Regions from separate parts of the Homo sapiens genome. Here region 2 is linked to region 1. The links are chromatin loops, found by intact Hi-C in ENCODE. Cell type or tissue: heart left ventricle. All regions are shown on one strand. Links, peaks and the distances in the headings refer to the core of each region. The heading gives the core; the rest is flanking DNA.

Region 1 (7,627 bases), core at 2,822-5,321:
AATATTAATAAAAAGTGATGGTATTTACTTGATAATGGAGAATGATTATCATGTGCTAGATCAGCATTTATACACAGTACATTCTTTAAAAATGTATTCCCAAACTTCTACCTCCAAACTCATGGAACCAGAGTGCTGAAATGATTCTTGGCTTCAGCATGTCAGTTGTCCAAAAGTCAAATAAAATGTGATTGAAAAGCAGAAATTAACTATCTAAAATGAAAATGTTTCCACTTTTCTGTTGATAAAATGCTTTAATTCCTTCAAGTCGACAGGGACAGGGAATTCCTATATCCCTTACTATAATGTTTCTAATTTGTAAGAACACTGCAGTAAGGCCCTCACCAGATGCCAGCCCCTCAGTCTCGGACTTCCCAGCCTCCAGGACTGTGAGAAAATTTATTTTCTTTATTAATTCTGTTATGTATTCTTTATGTATTGTGTTATAGCAGCACAGAAAGGATGAAGACATGAGGCTTTGAATCAATTTGGCAGTTGTAGGAACAGAAGAGGAAATAAATTCAGTAGTCTTTTCAAATGCTTTGGAAAAGACTTCATATAAGGTAGTATTGAGCTAAAAAAATGATTCCATGACTAGGGCATGAGAAAGAGTAGGACAATTACAAATTGTTTTGTTTTATTCAGGTTTGAATTGAGATAATGATACAATTATAAAATCCTACCTACCCTTCAAGGTATAGCTCAAATTCTGTCTCCCTCTCAAGCTACCTATGGTTACCTCAGCCATGGGTGATTTCACCCTTATATAGCCCAGTTCCAGGAAACATTCAAGCTCCTAAGCTCCTGTTCTACAGCACACTGCCTTGTAGTATCTCTACAAGTTGATGTGCTTTCCCTCCTCCACTAAAGTATAAGTACCTCAGGGCTGGTTATGTCCTGGCTTAGGGTTGAGTAGTGGTTAAAACATGAGATCTGGAGTCAGATTATCTGGACTTGTATTCCAGAAAACCCCTTAATAGATTTATGTCCTTGGTAAGTTGGCCAATCCAAGTCTCACTTTTCTCACCTATAAGTTGAAATAATCTAATAATAACCATCATACCTACTTCATAGTGTGGGATTGTGAGGAATAAAGTAAGAAATGCATATAAAGCACTTACTATAGGGATTAGTAGTCACTCGGTGAATCTTCCCTATGAATATTACTCTTTGTAAATCCAACAGTACTTAACACCATGTACTGAAATAATGAATGCCCAAGCAAACACTTCTTGAATAAATTGGATACATAAATGAATTAGTGTCACCAAGGCTCCTCAGAGACTGTTACATGGGACAAGACTCGGGGTATCGAGGACAAAGGATGGAATCTGGGATGGCCAGAGGTCATAGCTCTTAAATTCCCAGTTTTAAAATGACTTCCTACCATGTAATGATCCTGCAGATTTTATTTGGTTTCCTTTCTTTTAGGTTTTACTATGTCCCAAAGTCATCTTGAGCCTTTTGGGAATCGAGAAGGCCATCCCAGAGTTTTTTTTTTTTTTTTTTTTTCACAAAGCTTTGTTTTGAGAAATATATTATACATTTCCATCTTAATCATTTGAGAGGATCTCTGTATCCATTCATCTGTTCATGCATACTGTACTTCCTGTGGATTGCCAGGGGGACATTATAGGTCTAATATATGTATATGTATGTGTGTGTATATATATATGCTTTATTTGCCAAAGCCATAACTTAAAGTTTTCCAAAGATGATTTCTCATTATTATAAGAGATTAGTATCCTTGCATTCATTAAAAAGTTTTTTTTTTGTGGAGTTTTACTTATAAGTTTGAAAGAGTATTGTCTTCTACATCAGAACCTAAGTATGTTGTATGTGTTTCGTATAAATAGCCTTTGAAGCTTCCTAATCTCCAGCCTGATCTCAAGTTCAGAACTGAGGTATCTCAGTGAGAAGAGCAGAGAGGGGCTTAGGAAAAAAGCTCAGGAGTTTCTTACAACTTATTCAATAGTCTAAGAAGTACTTGGTGTCTGCAGTGTGTTTTTGTAAAATACCTGTGACCTTTGCAGTACAGAAAAGTTGAGGTGTGCCCTTACCCTTATTTTTTCTTATTTTTCCATCAAAACAATGACAAGCAATTGGTAAGGGAATTTGCACAAACCAGGCATGTGATGCGCTCACTTGGTGATGTCATGGAGCTGCATATGACCAAATGAATGACCAGGGACAGCAAAGTGGGAGAGCTATAATCTATTCCTTTAGCAACCCCCCAGAAGCAGAATCAGCAAGCTCTGAAGAGCTTCATGGAGCCCTGCTGTACAGGTGATGAGCTTGCTGAGAATGAATTGGAATTTAAAAGGAGAAACAATAGGTGAGCAACTCAGAGACTTCCCAGTGGCCTAAGACAAGTTGGAGGAATTAGCAAGTAGGAGTGTGATGGGAAACAAGTCCCAAAAGGAAACATGAACAGCTTGAGACAGTGGCTGCAGCTCCATGGTAGCATATATCCTCCATACTCTTCACCTGAGAAATGTTTAGAATGCATCTTAAGGGGGAAACTAAACATACTTTTAATGCTCTTGGCTGAAAACAGCAAAAGCAAATACTGTAACTTTTCTCTTAATTGTTGGACAAAGGAGGGACGTGGTTCCATTATGTCTGTCATGGCCCTCTGTTTGGCATTGTGGTAATTTGCTAGGATCTGTGTCTCTATGTGAGGGACACCACATACCACCCCGGTTCCCACCAAAGTCAGCGGTCTGTTTCCTCTTTGTCTTCCTTCTGAACTGCCACTGTGTGCTTCTACCTCCCCAAATGTGCTGTCTTGCATTATTCAACTAAAAAGATACTTTAGCAGCATGAGCATCCTCAGATGTGGTTCCTTCAAATAGCATCCTACCAGCAACTAAACAGTAACCGGCAGCCATCAGCCTCTGATGAACAAGACAGCTGAGAGAGGCAAGACTGCTTCAGGCTTAAAGAAGCGACAATAAGGACATGTGCAGATTCCACAAGAACACACACTGAATTTAATAAAGGCTTGGTGCTACAAAAAGCCATGTAAGGGGATGATGCTGGAGTTCTTTTGTTTCCCTCCTGAATTTTCTTGTATAGGTTTGTCTTTAGATGCCATGGTCCGGAATCTGCACTCCCAGATGATAATGAGTCAGTTCATCTTAGACTGTGCTGCCTGTTGGTAACTAAGAGCTGGGGCTGGTCAGCTAAAGGGCTTGTTAGGGTACTGCTCAAATGAAGCCAAAATTATGAGCTCTAACACATGGGATTGTTAGGTTCAGTGTCCGCCAGCCATCCCCCAAAATGCCTGGGTTTAGTCATAAGGGGCATCAGTTTAGAAGCAGTGATGAAGCATCCATGCTGCGGTGCTTGGAGATGAGCCTTAAAATCCACACTTCCCCGGCGGTAGCTAAAGGACTTCATTACAAATCAGTAGTAGTTTTACATATAGATTGTAAGAGGAGGGAATATCTGAACGCATCCAGAGGCTTCACACAGAAGGGGATATCTGAACTGGCTTTGGTAAAAAGCAAATTAACATTTTTGTCTTATGGAGATTGAAGCAAAGCATAAGCCCAAAGAACGAAGCATAAAATTCAAGAGCACATTCAGGTTTGTCACAGTGGGTGGAGGAGTGGGGCGGGAGGAAGGAGAGGGAAGGCACACTTAGTTGAGGTGAGCTGTCAGGCGGGCTGGCTGTTCAGAGGTGGGTGCCCTGTGTGGGGAGGCTCTTTGATTCCTGGGGAGGAAGGCTAGAGAACAGGCAGCTCTTTTCTCTCTGCTAGAAAAGAGGAGGCGGCTCCTCACAAGGTTCCTTCCCACAGCTGAGCACTGCCCACAGCTGCCCTTGCCCCTGCCTTTCCACGTTGCACAAGCCCAGCGCACGGTACCCACTGGATATGCCCGAGGCCTCCAGAGGAAAGGAAAGGAGGAAAAGGGACAGAAGAAATGTTCACAGGAACTGCATATGGGCCTGCTACTTGTGTCAAAATGTGACTGAACTCTCTTCCAGCAGGTATATTGAGTGAAAGGGTTGTTGTGTGGGAGGTCGTGTGTGGAAGAGAAGGGAGGAAAAGAAGAGTGAAGGCTCCATATGGTCATCAGCGAATGGCAGCTTTTCACTGTGCTTGCCTGTGCAAATCTGGTTTCCTGTCCTTGACCCTAAATTGCTTTATCCTGTCAGGAGGCAGCTGGTTCAGTAAACTCCTGTGCTGCTCAGCAGCCACCCAGGGGTGGGGGTGGGGAGACGGGGGCAGGAGGTGGCCGCCCTGACTCCAATTTCGTCTGCCTCTGGGTTAGCAGAGGCAGCTAGAGGTCCTGTGAAAAACGTCTGGGTGGCCTCTGTTGGCCGTCCTCCAGTAGGAACTGTTCACAGGCCTGTTCTCAGGCGGCCTCGTTCCAGAAGGTCTAACTGGGAACACAAAATGCATTGCATTTTTTTTTCCACCAACCTCAAAGAGGTCCTTTTATGGACAGACCCGTGCCTGCCTCCTTTTTTAAAAAATTCCCATTGAGAAGCTGACCTCCCTTGACCTGGGCAAGGCGACAGGTGACCCCTCAGAGAGTGGGAGGCTGTCAAAGCAGCTCTGTCTCTGGGGTCTCGGCAGAACTGAAGACAAATGAAGCTTTCAGCCTGAAAGGACAGGCGTTGCCTTGGGACATGCCATTGAATTTGATGATGTGGCCGTGGTGCAGGTCTCCCCGCCTCACAAAGAAGCAGTGGCTGGTCCATAACCTTTGAAAACTCACGGGGTTTTGCATGATGATGTTAGCAAACAGGAAAGCTGGATGAGTGCCTTACTTTTAGGAAAAGTTCCTTGGGTTTTTATCCACATCTACTTGGATGTATTCGGCTTAAATGCTTCCTCTCAGTGCTGTCTCCTCTGCAGATAGTTGTGGAGCAGAGTTTCCAAGTTAGGGCAGGACTCTGTATCAGCGACTGGATGAGACATGATGCAGTAGGTTAAAGGAATTTTTCTTAAACATTGTGGTGTCTGGGATTTTTCAAACCTCAAAGAAAGCATTAATTTGATATTATCAATTTATTAAACCATAATTGAGCGTAATTACATGAAGTGAAATGAAATTGAAAATGGACTCCAGCCACCACTCAAATGTCAGCAACTTGATTTACAGATCCTGTTTTAAGGAATGAGTAACCAGACATAGATCTATATAACTGAAAGCCAAAAGTTTTTGTTATTTTTGGTGCAAATGAATTTGAGTTGTTATAATGGATTTCTTTAGCTGTGTGTTTAGACCTCCATATTTATCTTACGTTTGGAGTAATTTTTTTTAAAAAGGAGCCTACCAAAATGCTGGGATTCTTTTTCTACTGTTAGGAGATTTGAAATAGATGAATCACTTTTGCTCTTTGGTTTTTCTTTTTTTTTTTGGTCTTGGATTTATTTTAGCATTACTTATTTATATATCTTTATTAGTTTAATATGGATTTAGAACTCATACAATGTCTTGCAGTAAATTAACCATTCAAATTTGGTGTTGCAAAGCCAGAAGAAGACACAGTATTTGCCATAAGTGATCTATAAGGCCTAGAGAAAAAAATGGAAATGGTACCACACACACAGCTCAAACAGACTGTAGGATTTAGGCATGTATTAGTTCACTTGATCCAAGAAGCTGACATAGCAAGTATCATGACTTTGGGACTTAGAGCTAACCCAGACCTAGTTGTAGTGGAGTCAAGCTTCAAACCCAGGTGCTTTGACTCCTCCCCTTGTACTCTTTTAGCCATAGGTGGGAAGCCTGGAGAAAACCATCATCAATGTAAAGATAACTCACCAAGTTCTTACAGTGCTTGCATATAAAGAACTGACTCCTGAGTGGCTGAACCTTGAGTGATTGGTTGGCCCTAGGTCAAACACTAATGCTCTGTTTCTCTCAGCGTCTGCATCTGTGAAGTGGGGTTATTCAAAACAAGTTATTTCATGACTCTTCCCCAGGGATAGCATAATAAATGATAGTCATTTACATAGAGATCATTCTTTACTGTACAAAATTTCTTTTACACACAAAAGAGCTTTGAAAGGAAAAAGACTGTAAAAATGCAAATTCTCTTCTTAGAACTTCGGTTTCCCCAACAGCGAAAGAAGTGGCTCATACCTACCTCTAATATTTAATGGGAATTTGGAAAGTCACTCAATGTCACTTGGAGAGTCTTTTCTGGGCTTAAGAGATGTTTACTCAAAAAAATGTATTGAGCATCTATTATCTGAGAAGCATAGTATTCGGTACAGGGAAGCAAACCTGGATCCCACCCCTCAAAGACCTTATAGTCTAGTGGAGAAACAGACATTAATAATAACATAAGGTCTATTGTAACAAGTGCTAGAAAAACTGAGACAGCCACAAGCTCAAGGCAGCCAGAGAAAACTGTACCAGGAAAGCAGTGAAAACTCAATGGAGTGGAGATGGAGAGAAAAGACTAGAGATGCAAAAGATATTTTTGAGGTGGATAAGACTCTCACTGGGCAATCAGTGTGTGAAAGTGGGACTTTTGGTCTTTGTTTCTGTGTCCCCAGCGTGAAGCACATACTGGGGACACAGAAGAGGCTCAGTAGCAATGGTAAGAATTGACTCCATGGAGAGAGAGCGAGACAAACTTGCAAATTATAGGCATTTGAGAAGGATGTTTCTTTATTTGGGTTTAAAATCTAAGAATTAATATTTACCATTGGTATATGTGAAAATGAATGTGTGTGTGTGTGTATACGTGTGTGTGAAAGAGAGAGGGAGGAGGGGAGAGAACCATCCAACAGACATCCATTAAGCCTCTGGAAAGTTAAGAAGCATTAGTATGACCCACACTGATATGGAGATCTAAAGGGGTCGGCATGTGGCTTGCTCCTATGCTGGTGTGTCCTACAGAAACCCCAAAGGCATTATTATAAGACTAGGTAATTCAGGCTTGGGGAATCAGGGAGGGAACTTGATTCCGAAGAGAGGATAGGGGTTTACAAAAAGGAGATGATGTACTGGAGAATGGATGTACTCTACAAGAACTGTGAGCCTAAGAGTAGAGGAATAAAGCAAAGATGGGAGCACTCAGCAAGGAACCTTGTAAAGGATCTAATTCCTACCGAGCTCTCCCTTTGGATGCATTCAGGCTTGATTTTGTCTTTTCTAAGCTGAAATTTCCTTTAGAAATCTCAGGATTTCAGCTCTTCTTTAGCACCTTGTTTGTTTCTTCCAGGACACTTATTACCAATTGTCATTATTTTGTTTATGTTTTGTTATTTGTTTTTAACTTTCTCCCCAAATAGACTATAAGTTCCAAGAAAGATTTTTTTTACCACCCTATCCCTAAAATCTAACTTAGTAGACATTTGTTAAATATTTATTGACAGTGAAGACTAAATTTCACTCTCCTGTTTCTTCTGTTTTCTGTGGGTGATATTTATATCATTCAAATGTTTACTGAGGGCATAAGTACCATATGGACTATGTCCTGAATGGGCACAGGAATACAGAGATGTGCATACAGTCATGTGTCACTTAACAACAGGAATATATTCTGAGAAATACATCCTTAGGCAATTTTGTCATGGTGCAAACACCATAGAATGTGTTTACACAAACCTAGACAGTATAGTCTACTACACACCTAGGCCATATGCAATAGCCTATT
Region 2 (7,627 bases), core at 2,677-5,176, 300 kb before region 1:
TGCACCTTGGATTTACTAATGAAAATATATTTTTATATTGAAGGTTCAATCAAAGTATTATTTGGTCACATAATTTTTACAATCCTTTCTAGTTTGTATCTGTTTCTCTTCATAATTCATGGATACTATGCTTCTTTGTGTTCTCAAATTCCCCAGGTTCCTGTTATTTGTTCTCTTTCATTTTAGAAATGCTGCACACACCAGGTTGCTATTACCTCACCTTCTCACTTCTGGATCTTATTTCTGAATTACCTGTCCCCCTCATTTTCACCCCTTCTTTACGGGTTTCACCTTTCACGTGATAGCTTCTGTTTTTCAGACCTCATTTTTAAAGACGGCACAACAACACTTTAATGATCAGATACTTAAACCTTTGCTTTCGTGTAAATATCTTTGCTCTTGCAGATTTTGTGCTTTGCTTTGTATGTATTAGAATAACAATATGAAAGAAAACCAGTTTTCCAAAGGTAGGAAGAATTTCCCTCTTTGAGTGACAGCTGCAGATAAATAATTAAGGTGCTTCTGGGGATGCCAATTAGAAGCAATTATCATTTGACCCGCCTTGGCTCTAAAATGCCTCGGTAATCTCCCTCTGTCACAGGAAAGTGGAGGTCTGGCTTCTGTGATTACGACGCCGATCTCTTCCAGACTTGAGAACAAGCAGTCAAAGAAATGATGCCCTTTCCGATGCTTACATCTGTCACTCACTCTTGCGTTAGCCAAGTCACACACGGTCAACCTGCAAAGTTCAACCTACGTAGCCTTGACATCGCAGGTTGCTTTAATTCCTCCAAAAATCAAGTTGTGATTTTGGTATCTCTAAAAATCAAAAATCAAATTGTTTTTATTTTCTCCTGATCTATTTTGAAAGTGCCCCCAAATACGGTTTCAGTGGCTGGGACATCGCCTGTCGCCCAGACGCTGCCGTTCGCGCGTCCAACTGTGACAGCCAGGACCCTCCCTCGCCAACTCCTGCGCTCTGCCTTTCAGTGGCGTCTCCCATCCTGGCTACTCCACCCCTACGGTGAAAATCCACATCCCTTGCCCCATCCCAACTCACGCTCTGCGAGCGCCCACCACTCAAACTTTCTCAGGCCAAACTTTCCCTCTCTACCTAGATGCTGCGGAGACCAGCCTCGGGATTTCCAGGGAGCCACGCATTCACAAAGCTACCCCAAGCTCCCGAGCTGCGGGCCGCTCCCGCGGAGCCCGCGCTCACCCCGAGTAATTGTTCTCGCTCCCCACGTCGATGGTCTCGTCCATGTCGCTCTCGGAGGTCGTCTCCTCGCAGGGGCGCTTCATCCCGGCGAAGACCGCGCGGGGCACAGCCCGGCCGGAAGCTCGGACGCCGAGCGGGGCGCAGCACCCTGACGCCCGCCTCCTCCCTCCCCGGGCCTGGGCAGGCGCGGCTCCGGCGGCGGCGCGGTCTGCTCCTAGCGGCTCTTTCCCACGCCGCAACTCTGCTCGGCCGCAAGAGCCGGCGCCGGCCACGCCCCCCCCTCGAGCGGGTGGGGCCACCTCACCCGCCCCCGCGCACCGGCCCAGGCCTTCCGCCCGGCACCTCCCCCTCGCTGGTCGGCGTGGCTCGCGATTGGCTGGGCCAGGGGGCGGGGCCGCGCTCGCCAATGCCCGCCGCAAGGCTCCAGCCGAGGCGTGGGAACGCGGCCGCGGACCTGGTACCCCAGAGCAGCGAGCGGGTGGGGAGCAGCCGGGGCGAGAATGAGCGCAATCTTGCTAACCCCTGCGGAGGGAGCGCGCGGGCGCCAACGCGGGCGCGCGGGGGCGGGCCCTGGACCTGGACCTTGGGTTTCGGCCCTCCTCCGCGCCCCGCGGTCTCGCGGGCGAAGTTTCAGTCCTGAGTGTAAAGAATAACCCCAAGCGCGTGGCTAAGTGCGAGCAGGCGCGTGTGACGTCGGGAGGCGCCGCGGCTCCTCGGCCGCCCCACTCGGTGGTCCCCTGTCTGGATCCAAACTGCTGACTGGCTGACCCGAGTGGTCACATTTGCCCTCTGGGGCTTTTGAAAACCTTAAATCAAAATTGCTTTTGAATCTGACAACTCCTGAGGCTACTTTCGCGGCCTCGGGGCTGTTTCATATAAGGACGCGAGTTTTCCTGATCAGGTCTGTCGGCCACGTTACGATTTCCAATTTGCGATCCATCAGTTACTTCCATTGGGTCTTCAGCCCCCAGGGACTGTGGATCCTAGACCCCGCGGAGAAGCCCGTGGACTGGAGCTGTGTCAGCTCTGATGGTAGGAAAGACTAGATCAATGACGCGGGCATTTCAGGACATAATCGTATATTTTCAAGTTCGAGTTTTTCGGGCTTGGATTATCCAGATAATTGCCTCCAGTCTCCTCCAGTCCCCCTGGTGTATGCACTCGCAGCCGCAGAGTTAGAGTCCGGGAGGTGAAGATTGGCGCTTGGAAATTAGATTTGGTTTCTAAAGTATGAATTCGTGTCCAACAGTTCGTGCCTTGGACAACGTGGGTTGTATAAAACTCAAGCTGTGTGTTTAAAACAGGTTTTCTAGCTGCTGGTTCTCTCCAAGTTATGTAGGACTTTTGAACTGGCCACCCCGCTGTGCGTCTGCGAGGGCAGGGACTGAGCGAGACCCAGCCAGGGGCGCCGGGAGACTGGCGGCGGCTGGGTTGGGGTCCAGCCGGAAACCACACGTTGGCAGGGCCGCTTGGTCAGTAGTGGAGAGAGCCTCTGAGAAAGGGCCGTCTATCGATCCCCAGACCCCTCCGTCACGGAGGGATTCATAGCTTCCTGGGGATCGGCCCAGGGCGTCCCTTTGACACTCCGTTCTCTGTCCACACAAGCCCGGCGCGGGGCGGGGAGAAGAGGAAAGGACGCGACTGGGAAAGACGGGACCCTGGCGGGGTTTGGCCCGGGGGAGAGCGGGAAGGAGCCCGGTCGGCGCGGAGGACCTGCGGCCAGCGTGCTAAGCCCTTATTAGAACAGAAACCCCTTTCCCCCCACACTCTCATCTCTTTTGCGCGGTCCCCACCGCCATGCCTTCAATAACCTTGTGAATAGAAACCCGAATCGTTCCATCTTGGCTTCTGAAACTTAACCCCAGGCAAAGCACACACTCGGCGGGGCCAGGTGGGGCTGGATGGGGTCCGCGCCCGACGGCGGGGCCGCGGGGGTCGGTGAACCCCAGCTCCCCTGTCGGCCTCAGGGCGGATGGCTGGGTCGGCGCGGGGTTCGGGGCCTCCGATCGGCTGCACGAGGGCGGGCCAGGACCCAGACCCCGTCCCCGCTCCGGCCCCGCAATCCAGCGGGTGACGAGCCTGACGCGCGCCGGTCGCCTGCCACCTCCCGCCCCGAGCGCCCTGGGCCAGTACCTCCCGGCCGCAGGTGAACGCTCCGCGGCCCGCCAGGCTCAAGCTCGACCGTCACAACTTTCCGTGAGGGCTGCACGTTTTTCTGAATTCAAATGCCTGCAGGTGCAACTCATGTTTGCCACACGGGCAATTAGCGGGCGCGTCCAAACGCCTGAGGCAAAACCTGAGATCATCACTGAAAAAAAAAAATCTAACAGTTCTTTGCCACTATACTAGTGTATTTAATTATGATTGCGAAAAATTGCAGAGGGAAACGATTTGCTGGCAATTAAGTAGCAACTGGTTAAAGTTTTTTTTCAATTTGTCTTTGAAGACAACTGCTGTACTATGTATAAAGAAGAGTATAGCAGGGAAGTTCGAAAGCACACACGGAATTTTAAATCTGTTAAAAATATTTTTTAAGCAAAGAAGGTGGTATTTTAAAAGCATTTAAAACAGCGCCTGGTATATAGTAAGCGCCATAGAAGTCTGTTAAGAATGCATAGGGCAAGAGAGCTCAGGGTTTTGAACGCTATCAAAATAATATGCTTATTTATCTGCAAAACACAATAGCAATTAGGCAGCACGAGATTTCCCCATTAGGTCGTTTATTCTCCTCAGCTGTTTATTCCATTTGCCTGTCCCTTGGTTGAGCGCCTTGTCTGTCTATAACCGAAAGTGCGTTTCGGGTCAGAGAGACAGAAACAGACACAGGAAACCCTTTAAAGCGCCCCCGCCGACTTAAATACGGTAGTGGATTGGAGGTGGGGAGGTGTAGGGGAGGCGTTATGTGGAGAGAAAGAAAAGAGAAAGAATGAGGGAACGGCGGGATTTCAAGCCTCCCCGCCCTTCTGCGACAACCTTTTCAGCGAAAGGGAAGGCTTAGGAAGAAAAGATGTCCGCGCGTAGAGCAAACCGCAGTTCTTTCCTTTCTTTTTGAAGGATTTGTACCATGAGTTAATTACACCAAAAGATACGAGGGACTTTATTAGAAAGGAGATGCCGTTAGGAAAGAAAGGCCAGGACGGCCGATCTAAAGGGAATGGAGAAGGGAAGACTCAGACGCCCTCCCGAAATTGGTGGTCTAGCCTGTGTTTTGTGCTAAATGTTATTTAACTTAATGGCGTGGGAGTGAGATGTTGAATGCAGAGATCTGGAAATACCAGATTTAGTGGTCCTGTTCCTCCTCCCCGACTCTTTTCACACCCATTTAATAAAAAGTTACAGTTTTTACACCCGTATTGATAAATTTGGCGATGTTGGCCAAGTATTATCTCGCCCCGCAGATTTTGAATTTTGTTGCACAAACCGATGAAATGATTGCTTTGCTATAATTGTAAAACTTTTTTGGAACGAACCTGGATTTTTTTTATGCCTCTTCATCTACTTTTTGCTTCATTAGAGCCCTCTGGTTTTCCAAGATCGACTGTCACACTTTGTTATTTGTTGCTTCTCTAAATCCTTTGAGATGCTGCTCGCAGCTACGTAAAAAACGTTGGCCACTCAGGTATTTGATGGGCTTAGAAAGTCACCAAGATGTGACACCATTTAAAAGTTTTAGCTTGGTTTCTCAGTGAAATAAGGGCATCTCTGTTAATTAGAAAACTTTGTGTTAGTCTGAGATGCCTAAGAGCATAGTCCAAATTGAAAATTCCAATATTTTGCCACATCTGAAATATAATTATTTACACAGCCTTCTCTTTCAAAGGGAGGACAAACAGGTTGCCTTGAGAAGAGCTATTCTATTTGCAATTGCTGGGGCAGGTGACAAACACGTGTGTATCTGTGGGCAGCCTTGTTGGGCTGCCTTCCCTGACTACAAGGCTTTTGTGAGCTGGTAACGCCTTAAAATGTGTGAGAATGCTGCGCCCTAGGAGTGGAGGCCAAGGGCAAGATCCTTGTACATTTCAATACCTTTTCCAACATCAGGCTGGCAGCAGGCAGGCCAACCTAGGGTCACTGTGTGACACATATTTGCAAGCCAGTAAAGCAAAACAAAGCTGAAAGCAAGTGCAAATTTAGGCCCACCAACCTTGAAGTCATCCCTGAAAGGGAGCTGCTTTACTAGTTAATTTTTCTTGCCCAGTCAGCCACACAAAATGCATTGTATTTCTTGGCTTGCCCCAGTAATTGCGACTTACTTGTTACAGCAGAAGCTTCAAGGTAGGAAATCTATGACCCAAAGCTCTCTCTCGAAAGTTAGAATGTTTAAACTGATCTTTAAAACTGTTGTTGAGGGGCAATTTATTTAAAAGCTTTTATTTTATGGTGTTGTTAGTGCTTAGCATGCCTCAGGATAAAGACTAGTTTTATTGCAGGACCCTTGAGAAGAGGGGTGTATAGCAAGTAACCAGTTTTCCGTGTGCCAGTAAGCAACAGTGAGAACACTCAGTGTATTAGCTTAACTTTTTGTGGGAGTTAAATTGATGTTGGCAGGCTTTGCCTTTAAGGAAGTTCTTTTAAATTTCCATTTTCTTGAAGTTGGTTTGATTGGCAGATTTCCCCCCTCTCTTAAGGATACAATGAAACATATTCACTTCTCTTATGAAAATATTCTTTTAATAAACTACATTCCCATCCCCTAGAAAAATGCCCAGCACACAGTAGGGGTACAATAAATGGTTTCAGATTAATTTCTTGTTAAAATTAATGAACTCTCTGCTTCTTTACTTGTATATGTAGAATTTACACTCATTGGAATAATAAAATAGAAGTAAGCAACCGTGCATTAAAAAGCTATGAAAAGATGAAGAGAATATGCCTTCAAATGGGAAGGAATACTTAACTGTGAATAAGACCTAGTTCAACATGGAACTTCCTGGTGGCCAAGTCAGAAGAGAAGCACAGTGAGTTTTCTAACTTTCATAATGAGAAAAGAGAAAGCACACTGTTTTTCAAAAAAGAAAGTTATTACCCAGTCACTGAATTCTAAAAGAACTTCATGCTTGCCTTGTTCATGGACTTCAAATAATTTAATTATTTAAAATAATTATTTTGTCTAAAATTCTCATGTGTCTCTGTTAATTATAACATGAATAATAGCATTTACATTATGCATAAATGAAGACAATAGTATATCTTCTAATAGCTGTATAAACCATCTACTAAGCTGTCAAGATTAATTGACATTAATAAAACCACTGTCTCACAGAGTTCCAAAAATATGGATTCTCTGTAAGAAAGTTTCTTCTTTCAGTGTCAGAAGAAAAAATTAAAGATTCCTGGATCTGCTTGTTTGGCATTATTTGATAAAAGTGAAAGAAAAGAAGAGGCTCTACAGGTTTCTGAAATATCAAATGCTGTGGAAATATTTAAGGCTAAATGTCTTTTCCACTAGACTACAAATAACAGCTATATTTTCTCAACACTTTTATTGAAATATTTTTATTAGATGTGTGCACATTTTTGCCCTTATCTGATTATTTTAAAATTGGCAGGTGACTTTCTGGGGAAAAAACCTTCATAGACTGGAAATAAGGAATTGCTAATTTTAGATTTACTGTGGAAAAAAATACAGGCTATTTTTAGACCTCCATATTTTACAAACTTATTGAAATATATACTTTACAAGAAACAGAAACATAGCAGTTTTTTTCCCTAGACGGGACTGGATTGATTCTACTAGAGAAGAATTTGACTACATTTTTCTGGATTTAGCCTTCAAAATAATTTAATAATATATTAGTATATTGAGAATATTGGACTGAAAATTTTTAGAGACCGATTTTGGTTTTGAATAGTAGCTCCTTACATTTCTGGGACATGAATACTTCAAAGAAACGAATAGTTTCTTGAGGAATTGCAGTATTCATTAGGGCAACACAATCTCTTTGGAAACCAAATGTCATGCTGCTTAGCAGAGAACAACCATGCTCAACTGCACAGTGGAGAAGGGCAGTGTACTGTGCCTTGAATATGGAAGAAAGGGACACTGTACATTTCCACAGCACTTTTAATCTGAGAATCCTAGGTCATTATTGAATCATGTATCAAAACTCACAGCGCTGCAGGATTTACTTGTCAAGGCTGGCTAGCAGGATTTTGCTAGAATAACAGTTGTAATGGGAACATTAATAAAGCCTGAAAATAGAAGACAAAATATGAATAGAAAATAGAAGACAAATATAAATGATGTATGTGGGTATATACTTGTCTGTCTGTCTATAGATGTAAAAGGCAGAAAATAATGAACGGTTTTATAATTAACATGACTTGTTAGTATATGAAGGACTAGGGTAATATCTGTCAGAAGACAGTAGTTCAAGTCAGAGAGGAAAATGCTGCATTTTGTAATTA

The links. A loop is a pair of places that touch in the nucleus more often than their neighbours do. Peaks named below come from ENCODE experiments on the same cell type or tissue, not always from the same donor. Only the 100,000 strongest peaks of a DNase experiment are listed, where the experiment ranks them.
Region 2: it touches region 1 in a loop (2.4-fold over the local background); 7 of 110 quality-filtered maps call a loop at or near these places.

Annotation. Positions count from the first base shown.
Region 1 is chr6:125,441,389-125,449,015 of GRCh38, reverse strand. It overlaps LOC102723341 (a long non-coding RNA gene), which reads left to right and starts at 3,837. Exons shown (of 4, transcript NR_187740.1): 1 at 3,837-3,994. RefSeq lists enhancers at 3,306-3,817, 3,818-4,331. In heart left ventricle, for the core only: no CTCF peak of the experiment used is centred there; a DNase peak (open chromatin) is centred at 4,315; H3K27ac peaks cover 2,064 bases.
Region 2 is chr6:125,743,452-125,751,078 of GRCh38, reverse strand. HEY2-AS1 (HEY2 antisense RNA 1) reads left to right here and starts at 1,654. Exons shown (of 5, transcript NR_183491.1): 1 at 1,654-2,120. HEY2 (hes related family bHLH transcription factor with YRPW motif 2) reads right to left here and starts at 1,447. Exons shown (of 5, transcript NM_012259.3): 1 at 1,220-1,447. The coding sequence starts at 1,302. RefSeq lists silencers at 1,229-1,938, 3,113-3,292 and an enhancer at 5,063-5,730. In heart left ventricle, for the core only: a CTCF peak has its summit at 4,063; DNase peaks (open chromatin) are centred at 2,858, 3,238 and 4,078; H3K4me3 peaks cover 2,500 bases; H3K27ac peaks cover 2,500 bases.